2 separate regions of the Homo sapiens genome follow, and region 1 is linked to region 2. Evidence: chromatin loops called from intact Hi-C (ENCODE). Cell type or tissue: Caco-2. All regions are shown on one strand. Links, peaks and the distances in the headings refer to the core of each region. The heading gives the core; the rest is flanking DNA.

Evidence for each region. A loop is a pair of places that touch in the nucleus more often than their neighbours do. Peaks named below come from ENCODE experiments on the same cell type or tissue, not always from the same donor. Only the 100,000 strongest peaks of a DNase experiment are listed, where the experiment ranks them.
Region 1: it touches region 2 in a loop (3.0-fold over the local background); 2 of 110 quality-filtered maps call a loop at or near these places.

The regions. Positions count from the first base shown.
Region 1 is chr4:81,767,738-81,775,758 of GRCh38, forward strand. No RefSeq gene overlaps it. Among named protein-coding and RNA genes, the nearest start is that of RASGEF1B, 300 kb to the left of the region's middle. In Caco-2, for the core only: no CTCF peak of the experiment used is centred there; no DNase peak of the experiment used is centred there.
Region 2 is chr4:81,647,777-81,655,797 of GRCh38, forward strand. No RefSeq gene overlaps it. Among named protein-coding and RNA genes, the nearest start is that of RASGEF1B, 180 kb to the left of the region's middle. In Caco-2, for the core only: no CTCF peak of the experiment used is centred there; DNase peaks (open chromatin) are centred at 3,225 and 3,915.

The DNA.
Region 1 (8,021 bases), core at 1,832-6,831, 120 kb after region 2:
TTCTTCGTTACTGTTATTTCTCATAGTGGCTTATTTTCTCAGTCTATAAGGACTTTTTAAATTATGAATGAGTTCATCTTACTTGGAACATCATCTGTGGGAATGTTTGAGGTCCTGTTTAAAGTGCATACCTTCATGGAGAATTCATTTTGCTTCCACTTGCCACCCGGAGGCCATACCAGCCAGGGCCATCTTACACTAAATACACAGTTTGGAGAGTTTTGGCACCTCCAGCATAGTGTGTATTCAAGTCCCAATCCTATGTGAATGGTGGTTTGTGCTAAGGAATTATCAGAGGAGGCAATTTTTATTTTTTTGTTCCAAACTCGAGCCGAAACTAAAGTAGGTGCATATTCACATCATCTCTGGGGCAGAAAATTTTCTGCCACATCCACTAAGCATATTGCCTTTTGGGGGTTGTGGGTTTACATTCAAACCCTGATCTGGCCTTCCAACCTGCTTGGGCCCCTAGGCTGTTTCCCACTTCCATGTATATGTGGCCTATTAAAACCCAAGCTTTGGACCACCTGTGATCAGCAGATACTTCAGATCAAGGCCAGCTTTGAAACTTGGCTTAATTGTATGCAGTCAAACTTCTGTATCACACCTTAATCCGAAGAATTCCATTATTCTGCCTCCCACTCAATTACATATATAATATAAATGCATATAAGTTTTAATATCTTATTTCAGTATTTTAAAATGTGTTTCAGGAAAGTTTTTTTCTGATAATCTAATCTACCCTATCACCAGAATTTTTTTATGGCCATTAAATGTTTAGTTTTCAAAATATTTTATATATATCTTGAAACAGAAAAGAGAAATGTGCTCTAGGTCACCCTTCAGCTCCATGAGAAACCAGTCCTCACACTTTGCTGAGCCACTCTTGTGTAACATGCATGCCCTTGGGAAGTTTGCTGGGGCCCATGGGCATTACAACCAATCTTAACAGAGATGGAAAAAAAAAAGTCCATAATGTCTACTGGAGTGTTAAGGGCACAGAAAAAACAAGAGCTCTACACTAAAACCCTATGATGAGACAACTTAGGCCAAGAGAGCCAAATAAAGCCCCTCTTAGATCCTAAGAAAACTATTTCTATGTATAGAAAAGAATAGAAAAAGGTCATAGATTGAAGTGGTTTGAGGTAGTTTTTGAAGAGACCAAATACTTTTTTTCCACAGTTCATGAGGAGTTGTAAAATTATAGAACTGTTTGGATTTAAAACGATATACAGACTTTCTCCGACAGTAAGAAGAACTACACAAAGATGTATAGACGCATCAAGTGGTAACAATTTAATTCAAAATGATACCACTCACATTAATTATGGGAAAGAACTGATTAGAAATTTTACCAATTGATCTGCAAATGCTGCCTAGCTGAAATGTTCCTTGTTACAGTGTCCACAATTATGTTTTGCTGCTTTAGAAAAGCGGTTGCAGCCAATGCACTTGCAAACATCTTCACATGGACTAATATACATGTAATCAGATTATGTGACTTCATTTCTTTTGTCAAATTTTAAAATACGTCTCTCAAGCACCCACCACCCACTCTAGAAGTTTACTAAAAATTCATATTCCAAATGCCTTGCATCAAGAAGTCAAAAACTCTGCTCAGCCCACTCAGCCCACTAGTCATTTTCATTCCTCAGTTGATGTTGCTCTAGTGGTAGCCACACAACATGGCTATTCAGAATGCTCCCAGCCCACAGGGCCCTTCCCCATTGTTTGAGGGCTATGCCAGCTAGCTCAGATCCTTGCACAGGCCAAGCCGGTTTTCCCAAGGAATGAGATTCTGCTCCATTCAGCTTGACCCCTTGAAGCCCAGGTTCCTTGTTCTTTAGCTATAGTAACACAACCAGCCATTGTTCCTAAAACAAAGTCAGGGTAGTAGATAGATTAAACCCGTTAATATCAGCTCTCCACCCAGACCTATAAGTCCAGCTGTTGAACCCATTTTGCCAACTGAGACTTCTCTTTTCCTCATGAGTTTCCCTTAGGCTGGGAAAAGAAAGTGGCATCCTAGAGCCATCTTAATCCACCTGAGCTTCTGAGAACAGTGAGCCTCAAAAGTATAAGGTCAAAGCTTAACATCTCCTTGGCCTTTGTCAAGCCACCCAAAGAAAGGTCGTAATTCCTTCCCTCCAGGATAATTATCCTGGAACAAAGCTATTTCTTGGTGGCTTTTCTCTATCTCATCAGAGAAATGACTTAGTTAAATATCATTGCTTCAAGAAAAGAAATTTCAAATCCTCATCTAACCAGGCACTGTGCTACATATTCATTTGAATCCTAACTGCAAACTCATGAATTTTTGCAAATAGCATCACCCTTTTGTTTCCCTCTAAATAGTTAAACAAGGAGGCTACTGAGGCTAAGAAATTTCTATGTTCGTTTAACAGATTCCTTAAAATATTTTTTCTACTTGCTTTGAACAAAAATTGGCATAGTTTTTTTTTTAAATATGGACAATGCTCAATGGTGCAGTGCCTACCAGAATGAAAGTAACTTATTCATATTTAGCTGGGAAGAAAATCTATATATTATCAGAAGTGTGTTAATTGAGGCAAAAGAAAAAAAATAGCAGATGTGGACTATTTTCTATCAAATTGTGCAGACTAATTATCCTCTACATTTGAAGAAGTGCAAAGGTCAAAAGGCTAATATGTAGATTCATCAGAAAATTATGTAAATTAGCACAAATCAAGCACACCACATAACCCCCATAATCAGTAAAATATGTAGTTCACTAGCAAATTGGGTGAAACTTCTAACTATCCGATCAGTAAAGAAGGAGGATGAAAACCCTAAACATGGACAACTGTTATATCTCAGGTAACGATGATTTTAACACACTAGTAAGAAAATATAGCATTGGAAAAAGGACATACACTCAAGAAATAAATGTAGATGACTTGGGAGGAAATCGCTAGAGTGTGAGCATCATGAGGGCAGGGAACTTTTTGTTTACTGATGTATTCCTATCACCTAAAATAATGTCTGCTACATAATAGATCCTGAATAAATATTTTTGAATGAATACTGAATGAATTATAAGAACAAAAATGTCATGAGAAAAACAAGACAATGCAAGTTTCAAAATAAGAAAGTACAGCTACATGCCGGAAGCAGTGGCTCACGTCTGTAATCCCAGCACTTTGGGAGGCCAAGGCGGGTGAATCACGAGGTCAGGAGATCGAGATCATCCTGGCCAACATGGTGAAACCCCGGCTGTACTAAAAAAATACAAAAATTAGCTGGACGTGGTGGTGTATGCCTGTTATCCTAGCTACTCAGGAGGCTGAGGCAGGAGAATCACTTGAACCGGGGAGTCAGAGGTTGCAGTGAGCCAGGACCGCACCACTGCACTCCAGCCTGGTGACAGAGACTCCGTCTCAAAAAAAAAAAAAAAAAAAAAGAAGAAAAGAAAATACAGCTACATATCACAATTCATGTATTTCTTCCTAAAGTTACTTTATATGCACTATGCTAACAATCTTCCATTCTTTACCAAAAATAAATGGAAGAAACATTGAAATAATAGTAGCTTTATTAAAAATCAATAATAATTATTTGTGCTTACAAAACTAGCTATACTGAAGGAATTCTTTTTTAACTCTAGTAATGTTAAACACCTCTCATAAATATTTGGAGACATATCTTATGTCAATATCTACTCCAGAGATAAGAAGGAGACACAAAGAGATGGAGGAATTTTTTTTCAACAGTCATTGTGAATTGAAACTCAAATACAATTGATTACACAGGGTAAGACTCTATCTATTTCAAGTCATAGTTTATTATTACCAAATATTTTTCTTATCATATTTCACATTAACACCATTGTAAAAGTACTCTTTTGTATCTCCACATAATAAAACACCATCATTGTTCTTCATTCCTCTAATCTTACCATTACTTTAAAAATGTTTCCCTTATATGTTCCCAGGTGGGAACATGATATAAATAAGAAGTAACTTTTTTAATAGGTAATATATGGATATTACCATATTCCAGAAAAAAACCAAAGGAAGCTTATAAAATTGTACACTAGGACAAAAATAGAATGCTATTAAAAAAATTAGTAGGTGAGAAAATGAAGGCAGGGGGAGAATGAGGTGTAGAAGATGAAAGCAAAGATTAAGTTATTACACAAAATGCAAAATATGAGGTTTGTGAATTCAGTAGTTAGTTATGTTTCCAACCTTCCTAGCAACCAAGACAAATAGGGCAACAAAATCAAGTGATTCTGAGAGATAAACCAGTTAAACTGGTCAAGAAAACACAGCTATTTTTGGTACTAGAACAAAGAGAAATGTCTTTTATTTATCTTCATAGTAAGAATAGCGGATAATGCTATAAATACCCTCAACATCTTTCCAAATACACTATGAGTGTCATATAGTCTTTTTTAGACATCCTTCAATATGAGGGCTGTTTCCCAAAGAGCAATTCAATAAAGCAATGGGAGATAGAGAATGAGAGCAGCAAATGATGAGGTGCAGACACTGTTGGTACCCAGTCTGGCTTAATCCAGAAATTGATTTTAGCATGTTTAGAAGAGTTTGGAGAGGCCACAAATCCTTCAGACAGTTTCTTCAAATGCTGTTCTATGAGCTTTTGATAAGAACTAAGGGAAACATTCAAAATTCTATTTCCTGACCTGGACCAAGAATATAACTACTTGATGCTACCAGATCCAGATAACTACAGAATCTTATACAGGACCAGCTACACAATGCATGGGATCTCGTGAAAAATGAAACTATGGGACTCCTTGTTCACAATCATTAAGAATTTCAAAATGGCTACAGAAGAATATTTAACCCAGAGAGGTCTCTCTGAGAGTGGGGGTGTGCATGATTGCATAGATCACACATCTGTGAAGCTAGTGCTGACCATATGCTTTAACAGCCAGTCATATTTTTCTGAGACAGGCTCTTGGATGATCTGGAAAAAATATTCTCCTTTAGATAGAGCTTCCCTCCTCCCTTGGGGAAGTCCAAGATTCTCCCATTCTAACACACAGATTAATCAACAATCTCAATGACACAAACATGAAAACATGGCCCAAATATTTTAAGCCTGGACAGTTATAAAAATAGATACTATCAAATGACTACTTGGTCATTTAAAATAAATAAATAAATAAATATATATATATATATCAGTAAAACACCTGCAAAATATTTACCCTTGATTAATAAACTTCTGTGCATATGCTCTAAAATGAACTGCTTGCTAAGTTTATCCTGAGTAACCAGATAAGTTACATTTCTGAATGGGGTTAATTATAATTCAGTTAATACTAGATGTCTAGTCTATCATGATTATCCTATTTTTGAGGTCCTTCCTTCTGGCAGCTAATAGGTAGCAGGGCTCATTGACTATTGGGCCCTCCTTAGATTATTACTAGAGCCAAGATATTTGTGGGTAAAAGGTCATAGGATATTTTATTCTCTTTAAGGATAGAGGGAATGTACCCAGCACACTCAAAACAAGCATCAATTCATTAAGGCAGAGGTTCAAAAGAAGAGTTGTACTACATCTCTGGTTTACCCATGTGGAAATTATACCTCTCATTTTCTTTCTTTTCCTGCTTTCCTAACAAATATATTCCATCCAAAGGAGGAGCCCTGCTAACCCACGACCCAGTCGGTGTTTGTTAGGATGTGTTATATACTTTAGGATACAGGATACATTATACATGTCTTAAATTGGCTTAAATAATAAATTTTCTAAATTTTTCTAATTACAAGGAATCCAGAAGTGGGGCAGACTGGGTTGATTCAGTGGCTCAAAGACGCCATTCAAGACTCAAGATTTTTCTCTCTCTCTGTTCTGCCCTTCTTGTGTTGCTTTCATCCTCAGGCTGCAGCACTATTCACAATAGCCAATAGGTGCCATAATTCCAGACAATACAAGTAGATATAGCAGTATCCAAGAGGACATCGTGTCTGAGTCCGAGGACTGAGGAACTATTTCTAGAAGTTCTCCAGAAAATCCCCCCTCAGGTCTCATTGGCCAGAATTGGGTCACATGTCCATTCCCAAACCAACTACAGGCAAAGGGAATGGAATTACCATGGTACCTGGGGTGAGCTAGATGCTGGGCAGTCAATTGCAGTGATTCCTACTTGGGCTCCCATCCACTACTAAATGAACCAAATTTGGGTAAAAACTTCAGAGGAACCAATCCACAGGCACGTTTGAGTCAATGATATTCTTGTTCTCTAAAATCTGAACTAAGGGACTTAGAACCTGAGGGAGTTTGGAGCTAGCTCGTATTAATAGCAGAATACTAGATTAAAATTCCTTGAACTTGAGCTGCTGAGATCCTCAGAGTCACCCTGAGTCTCACCTTTCCTAGAGTATGATTGCTCAGTTTTCTTTGATTTCAGTAAGACTTCTTATAATAAACTCTCTTTTCTTAAGCTGATAAGTAGTTGTCTATTCTTTGCAAGTAAAATACTGTGCTTAAGATAGCCTCACTAGAAATTAGGATCCAACTGTCTAAAACTACATTATGGCTATTTTATGGCACAGGTTCTGTTTAAGCTTCAGAGTTAGGGTGACTAAATATCCTAATCTGTCCAAGACTAAGCGGTTTCCTGGGACCCAGGACTTTCAGTGCTAAAACCGAGATAATTGGTCACCCCGACTTTAATAATCAGGATCAACAGCAAATACTAAAGTCCCTCCCATACGTAGTACCTGTTCTTAGACTCAAAGTTTAAGAGATCAACAAAAATGATATAACTTCCTTAACTATCGTATATTCCTACTTCTAGACTTTACTGAGTTTAAAAGCACAGCATAAGGCAGCTACATTCAGTCCAGGGCCCAACATGGCATAAAACTCAGAGTGGTAGTTCAACAGACATTGAGAAAATAAATCCAAATGAGTACGATTATCCCTAACACAAAAGAACAGCTTTCCTAAATAAAATATACTATTATGTTCAAGTAAAGAAACATTCTCTGAGGTGAAAAGAAACAACCCTAAAGAGGCTCCTGACTTGAAAGCAGGAAGAATCATCCTTAGTGGGGCTCTGGCCCTTCCAAAGCAGTGTTGGCTTATAAATAAAATAATCGTGATTAATAATACATTGCATTTCCTCATGAAATAGGATAAAAGGCCTCTTGTTGTCTTTTAAAAAAAACCACGAGAAGGAAAATAGGACAACATTAACCACTGATAGTAAGTTGCCCTGAGAAACATCCCGAAAGTATGGTACAAAATGACAAGAAAATGGGATTCAATAACCAGAGGTTCTTAAGCTATATTTTCTCCCTGTCTTTAAGAGCATAGTCAGGGATGTGACAAAATAAAATTCATTCCCTTTCCTCACAGATATGAAAAGATATCTTATTTGTAGCTATTATAGAAAAGGCACCAAGATAACGAACAGAAAAACCAATTTCTCCTGAGGCTATGGGCAAGCTAGTGGAATCCCAACAGATTCAGCAATAATGTCAATAACAACAACAAAAAGCCCAGGTCTTTCTCCTAGGCTGTCATTTTTCCATCAAAATTAACAGCATGGTTATCAAATTTTAAACTTTTTAAATGGAAGCAACTCTGATCTCATTAGGTCTGTACTTCCTCTCAAGAGTCCATATCCCCTAGTAGGACATAAGCTCACTGATGATACTTTGATTCCTTTTTATGGAAACCTCGTCCGCCTGAAATCCAGCCCATCTGTGGCTTTTTTGAGGAACCTTCTCACAATGGCTGTACTAGTTTACATTCCCACCAACCGTGTGTAAGAGCTGCCTCGTCTCCCCATCCTTGCCAGAACTTGTTAATTTTTGTTTTTTTGATAATAGCCATCCTCAGCTGGAGTCAGATAATAACTCACTGTGGTTTTCATTTGCATTTCCCTGATGATTAGTGGATATTGATAATTTTTTTCATACATTTGTTGGCCATTTGTATGTCTTCTTTTGAGAAGTGTCTGTTCAGATCATTTTCCCATTTTTTAATCAAGCTGTTTGGGTTTTTGCTGTTGAGATGTT
Region 2 (8,021 bases), core at 1,345-6,344:
TTCCAGATTAAATATAGGACTTGTCAAAAACAAGTCATTTTTTAGGACGACGATGTCCATTCAATATTTGGGACATGTATGTTTAAACAAATACTTGTGGTATATCTGAAATATAAATTTAATTGTATATCCTTTATTTGTATTTACAAAAGTTGGCAACTCTTCCTGGATGGTAAAAAGACACCTTCAAAGAGAAGCAGAAAAGAGGCTTCAACTGGAGCATATGATTTTAGCAAACAAAACTGCTCCCCAGATGAGATAACAACAATAAGAACTTAAATTGTATAGGACTTAATGGTTTTCAGAGAACTTTCATTGGTATTACTTATTCACTAAACAGTTGCTGGGCTTATGCTAAATAAAAAACACTTAATCCTAACAAGTTATTTGCTCAAGGTGGCACAGATGCTAAGTATAGGAGTTGAGACCTGAATTTTTCTCTTCTAGTTTCTGGCTTAGTGCTGGTTCTTGATAGCAGAGGTTCTTAAACTTTAATATGCATCAGAATCACCCACAGGGCGTGTTAAAAACACAGACTATTGTACCTTCAACCAGTAGTAGTGTGAGACAGGGCCCAAGAATATGCCTTTCTTACAAGTTCACAGGCGATACTGATGCTGCTAGTGTTGGAACCACACTTTTTGGAAACCACTGCTTTATACTATACCAAGGCATCTCTTTTCTAGCAGGATGGAATCTAGAAACACCTACCTTCTTTGGAAGAAGAAAAAAATCTATGTGGTATATCAATGCCAAAGGTCTTTTGACAACATATTCATTGTAAAGACAAATAGCTAAACCCTTTCTTTTCTTTGAGTTGTATCATTTGGAGGTTGGAAGTTAAATGTACATATGAGGAAGCACTTTAAAATGAATGTGGTGCCTCTGCTTTACTCTTTTGAACACACTGGTTTCCATTCACAGATGTGGATGCTGTCCAAACAAGCTGGGGGTTTTACTAAAGTGTAGGAGGCAGGAGTGGAATTTGCGTGTGTGTGTGTGTGTGTGTGTGTGTATGTATGTATGTATGTATGTGTGTGCATGAACAGCATTTCTGGAGGACGGGCTGCAAAGAACTTAAGGGTCACTACAAAACTGCTCAGGCACCTAGAAGTTAGAATTCCCAGTACCTTCATCTCTAAAGTCATGTTTTCTTCAGATCATAAAACCTGATCTTTTGAACGAAAAGCCAAGAAATGGCTCTTCTTTATCTAGAGTCAATTGCATCCTCTCTCTCTTTCTTTTCTTCTTTGCTTGCCTCCTTCATACTCCCACAGCAACCACCTACCAGACAGGAAGATAAAATAGAAACCAAGAGGAGCAGCCAACTGTAAAGCAGTCAACTGTGGCTGCCAAACCACAGGCAGGCGTAGGGTGAGAAGGGGGGATGTGGAAGAGAAGAAAAAGAGCTATTTATTCTCTGGGTCTCTGACTGGTAATTTCACTGTCTACATAAACAGTAGCTGAGAGCATTAAAAACAAATACAATTATACTACCAACATGGTTCATATTCTTGGGGTCTCCTCTCCATGGGTGGGTCCTGAAAGTCTTTTGGGGACCTCCAATACTCCCCAGCCGACCCCAGAACCCCTAGCCAGTAGATATACCAGTACCACTCATTGCACTCCAGGTTAGCAACCACCATCTCATCTACCCAAATAGTTTCTTCAGCTATGCAACAATGAAGGGTCATTGATTTCCTTTTAAAAATTTCAAAAGCATGAATGTTGCAGAAAACTACAAAGAACAATATAACAACAAACAGTTGTAGCTCTATGGTCCAGATATAACAACTTTTAACATTTGACTGTATTTCTTCCAGGTTTTGGTATTTTTTTTAATGGAATTAAATGACAGACATAGTCAAACATATTTTTCAGCCCATCCCTTTTCCATTATCCTTCTCTGACAACATATATAAATTTTGTATGGTTCTTTCTCAGTTTTAAAAATTATACATATATAACATGCATCAGAAAACAATATATATTATTTTTGTTCTTTTTTGTTTATATAAATGATTCATACTGAGTGTTCTTTCTCCTTATTTTCACTCAACATAATGTTCTTAAAATATAACCAGTTGATGTAGGTCATTACTTTCAACTGTTCATTTTATTTAAATATTCCTCTAAAAATGGACATTTAGATTGTTTCCAATTCTTTACTCTTACAAACAATGCTACAATACCGATTGTATTATATGACTCTGTGCACTTACACCAGAGTTTCTGTTGGGTATATATACAGAAGTAGAATTATGGAGACTTTAGTATTAAATCTTGAATTTTACTAGATGATGTCAGTATATCTTGAAAGTGGGTCTATCAAATTACATTCCCAAGAGTAACGCAGGAGAGTACCATTGCACCCGCATCCTGACAACTCTCAATATTGTCAGATGTCTTAATTTTTGCCAGTCTGACATATTACAATAAAAGGTGTCCTGTGTTGTTTTAATTTTCATCTTCTTGTAAATTATTGAGTTTGTTCCGGTTCAGATTGCCTTCTTTATGACTTGCCTGTTCACATCCTTTGCACATTCTTCTAGGTGGTTATTTGTCTTTGCTTACTGATTTGTAGAAATTCTTTTAAAATATATTGTGAACAATAGTACTTTATCTATTATTTACAAATATTACAAATTTCTTCTCCCTGTCAATGGCTTCTGTTTTAACATTGTTTATGAGTAACTAGTTACTAATTAAATACAGAAGCCAAAAGAAGTAAGCACAGACTCTGGACTTGGCACTATTACATGAACCCTTCAATAAGCTAAAAGATGAAAAAATTAAGACTCAAAAACAAAGTTGTAACTAGAGGAACCAACGTTTAAAGTTGCATCTGGAAACCACAAATCTAGTGTTCTCCACAAACCAACACACTTTCTCATGTGTTCCCTCTTGCAGAAACATTGTAAAGCCTTATCACTCACTGTTAAAATGTGCAAAGATAGAATTTATGGCATCAGAAATATTTAGGAAAGCTTGCTAAAAAGCCAGAGATTTTTATTTTTTAAAACTGGGATTAGTCATAGAAATATGCATTGTAAACAAGCTTCCCAGGTGATAATGATACAGCCTGCCAGTGAGCCAGACTTTGAAGACACTCTTGACAGACAGTTGAGAAACCAGAGCTCTTACTGAAGCTGGTGGGGGCCCATAGAAAGTCTGGGTGTTCCAGCTGCCAGGGCAAATATTTGATGTGCCTCCCTCCTGCTGATCTAGAGACTCCATGAGGTTAGGGATATGCCTCTTCTGTTTACTCCCAGCATCTAGCACAGTGCCCAACTCGGTAAATACTTGTTGAATGAGGAAATGCTCTACTTAACACATTCTGTAAGCCACTGCCCCTGGCTAGGAAGAGTCTTAGGAAATCCCGCACCTAGCCTCAAATTCTCAACTTATCTCTCCTGTTAAAAGGGAGATAGGCACCAATGATTCATTCCACATGCCAAGTGCTCTTGGCCTCAGTTATTGACCCTCTGGACTGACAATTGTCATCCAAAAGTACATATCATGAAAACAAATGATCCTAATTATGGTTGTATCTATAAAATGACAGTCAATTCAGTAGAGAAGCAAATTTATCTAACTCTTTACTATGTGAAAGCAAATACCCACAGTTTCTTTGTAAGCTAATGCTCAAAAGGTACTTATTAGTTCCCCTTTCCATACCTCTCTTTTCACCTTATCCTGGTTCCATAAAGTAGAACAAGTTCCTAAGGGCCCCATAACTAATGAGTTCTCTTTGAGGAAAGCATGATTCATTGAGCCTAAGCTTTTAGCCCTGACAATTACCTGCATCCAGTTTAAACCACCCCTGTCTTTAATCACAACTGTCAGCATTTTCCTTCCTCTATGCTTTAGTCATACACTGTTGAGAAGATCAGTGGGTCTTCTCTCCAAGGCAGGCCAGCAATGATGCCTTTAAGCTAGATAAGAACGTACCATGGCAGATCTGGCTGTGATGCAATGTTCAGAGATGTTTAGCAGGGAAGAAAAAAAAAGTCAGCATGTCTGAGAGCTTTGTCACCTCCAACCAGTTCCAGTTCCTTAAAGGAGTAGATATCTCTGAATATTCTCAAAAGGTGTAATGAAGAGAGGCCCAGAGAAGTATATCTGAGTGAAAAGTAGGATACAGTCATGAGGGGATGCAGTTCAGGGAGGTTCTCACTTATCTTCGATATTTTTATTTTTAGAAATAACATTAAAATTATTTTAAGTATAAAGATGTCAAAACTCCTTATAGGCTTAATCAAGAAACTCACGGAAATGTTACTGAAAGATAGAATGAAGTCATCTTCTCCATAGCTAGAGGAGGTGATACTGGGACGCTTATTTTCTCATTCCTAAAGTGTGGTGAGATCAGTGGCATGAGCTGCAGGTGGCAGCTGAACAGAGGTGGGCGGAATATCTTCTCTGGAGGAGGGTATGGAATTCATTCTCTCTCTTCCACAGGCCAGCAGCCAAGCACAACCCTCTTCTGATCTTCAGAACAATTGGCTTCTCTTCAATTCTTCCCTGGAAGAGGCAGACTGAAGGGGGATCCACATAGAACTGTTGTTTGGGCCTCCTGCACTGTGGGTGTGTGTGGGAGACACTTACAAGCATAATGCACACAGAGTATAGGAATTTATTGGCTGGTTTCATCAACTGACTGTAGTTTCTACAGCTCAGATGAACCAAACCCATTTTTTTGCCTGAAAAGTTATATATAGCCTCCTGAAAATGTTTTAAGACATGTAATTCTGATTAATTTGCACCTGACTCATAAAACCATTTTTCCTATGAGCTTAGTATTATATGATAATTACTTTCTGATCTTTTTAAAGCTCTTGGCCATGGAAACAGGAAGTGGGAAAACAAACTGGAAAATAAAAAAGTTCAAATTTAGGGCAAAATCCAAGAGTCACGAAAATTCTGGCACTATGTATTTTCTGATCTTGACATCACAAATAACCAGTTTTGCCACAGTTGTTTTGAGAAGAAATAAAGACTAGAGTTAAAACAAAGTGTCTGTGGGAGAAAAAAAAATCATATCCCAATTGTTTCCTTATCTTTTTTACACATAAACTAGTGTTTGATGGGAAAAAACAAGATGGAAAAATGACTCTTGGTCTTCTTATGACAGGTTGATTCATACTCCTCATGTCTCAAAAGCTTCAAGCTTCTCAAGCCTCTCTCCCATGATCCAATCTTTCTCACCTATTATTTGCTTCTCCCCTCTCCCCACAAGTGCAGGTATGTGAGTGTGTGTATATGGGTGTATACATGCATGTGTGTGCATGTATGTGTGTTTGTGTGTGTGTGCATATGTGTCCTTCACTCTTACATCTTATTTCAATGTTCCAGAAGCCAAGACATGAGGCAACCCTTCTTGGACCAATAACTTTCTCTTTTCCCTGGCCATACCCCATGCCCCTGACCTCTGCCTGCCGTCTGACAAATAAGTAATTGTGATTTATGTGATCACAATCAACTCTCATGTCTCTAGTGCTGCCTATGCCCCCCATACCGCATTTGGTACTTCACATGTCTCCCATTTAATCATTAACATAGCCTATGGCATACCCAATAACATCTCCATTATACAGCTAAAAAACCTGAGGATCACAGTATGGAAGTCCCACATCTAGAAAGTTTTGGTTTTAAGTTTCGAACTCATGTCTCAGTGATTCCAAACCCCAAGATGTTTCCTCTACATGACACCTTTAGGAAGAGAAAAGGCCAGAGAGTGTAATAAAGGTTAAGGCACGTTTTATCTAATTGTTTTCATCAAGTTATCTTTAAAGGCAAAGAAGAGTGAACGTATGTGGGAAGGCAGGTGAATCAGCATGTTGGAACTGAAAAAGACGTAGTATGCTTTTGAGGATGTTAGTCTGAAGCACTCAGTTACAAGCAGGTGATTTCTTTGAAGACTTCTATTTATCTTAACAATTTTATTCTAATTTTGCATTGTACTCTATAAATATTGATGTGTGCTATAATGTTAAAGAAAAAGGTTAAAAATACTTGCCATTGACTAAATTAATGCTCTAGGAAGATGTGCCATGTTTCTCCTGCTAGCCTATGGGTCCTAGGTACCTTGCCATTACCCTTGGGATTGCTGTACCTCAGGGTGAAAAACAGAAAAAATACATCCATTTCCACTATGGAAAATATAACTAAAAAGTACCTTTCTTACAAAGGGTGTGCCAACAGGGTATTATTTTCACTTCAAAAGGAGTACATTACTATTAAGGATCATAAGGTAGATTTTGAATACTTAGAAGGTGACTACAGAGACAATGGTAAATAAGAGCAGTAGAGCAAAAATGTTGATGACAGGGAATTATTTCTGCAGCTTAGACCAGTTTTCAAAACCTAGCACAGAGACTCAATTAAATGTTCAATTCCCAGCAGAATACAAATAATTAAAATATACAGAGGCAATAAGGTAGTAGGAGAAGAGCTTTAGATTGGGACTCAAGACCTGAGTTCTAGACCCAGATATGCTACCAGCTAGTTTGGATATGAATTTTGGTAGTTGCTTAGCCCTTGTGTTTTTTCCCTCATTATACGTTAACAATATTTGTATTTTTTTATTTTTATTTTTGTGGGAAAATAGTAGGCTTATATATTTATGGGGTACATGAGATGTTTTCTTTTTTTTTGTTTTTTTGTTTTGTTGTTGTTGTTTTTTGTTTGTTTGTTTTGAGATGGAGTCTCACTCTGTTACCCAGGCTGGAGTGCAGTGGCCTGATCTCGGCTCACTGCAAGCTCCGCCTCCCGGGTTCACACCATTCTCCTGTCTCAGCCTCCCAAGTACCTGGGTCTACAGGCGCCTGCCACCGCACCTGGCTTTTTTTTTTTTTTTTTTTTTTTGTATTTTTAGTAGAGAAAGGGTTTCACCGTGTTAGCCAGGATGGAATTGATCTCCTGACCTCGTGATCCACCTGCCTCGGCCTCCCAAAGTATTGGGATTACAGGCGTGAGCCACCGCGCCTGGCCTACGTGAGATGTTTTCATACAGGCATGCAATGTGAAATAAGCACACCCTGGAGAATGCATTTTTCCTTTGAGTTACAAATAATCCAATTACACTCCTTAAGTTACTATTAAATATATGATTAAGTTATTATTGACTATAGTTACCCATTGTGCTATTAAATAGTAGTTCTTATTCATTCTTTCTATTTATTTTGTACTCATTAACCATCACTACCTCCCTCCCTGAAACCCCCACTCTCCTTCCCAGCCTCTGGTAACCATCCTTCTACTCTATTATGTCCATGAATTCAATCGACTTGATTTTCAGACCCCACAAATAAGTAAGAACATGTGATATTTGTCTTTCCATGCCTGGTTTATTTCACTTAATGATCTCCAGTTCCATCCCTGTTGTTGAAAATGACTGGATCTCATTCTTTGTTATGGCTGAATGTACTTCATTGTGTATATGTACCACGTTTTTCTTTATCCATTCATCTGTTGGACACTTAGGTCGCTTCCAAATCTTGGCTACTGTAAACAGTGCTGCAACAAACATAGGAGTACAGTTATCTCTTCAAAATACTGATTTCCTTTCTTTGAGGTATACACCCAGCAGTAAGATTGTTTTATTTTTGGTAAAATAAAGCATTTCAGTAAAATAAAGTATTTTGGTAGCTTTATTTTTAGTTTTTGAGGAACCTCCATACCATTCTCTATAGTGGTTGTATTAATTTACATTCCCACCAACAGGGGTCTAGTTTCATCTAGTACAAAGATTCCCTTTTTTTTTTTTTTCCATATCCTTACCAGCATTCGTTATTGCCTATCTTTTGGATATGAGCCATTTTAACTCAGGTGAGATGATATTTCATTGTAGTTTCGATGTGCATTTCTCTGATGATCAATGATGTTAAGCACCTTTTCATATGCCTGTTTGCCATTTGTATGTCTCTGTTTTTTTTTTTTTGTTTTTTTTTTTGTTTGTTTGTTTGTTTTTGAGATGGAGTCTTGCTCTGTGGCCCAGGCTGGAGTGCAATGGCGCAATC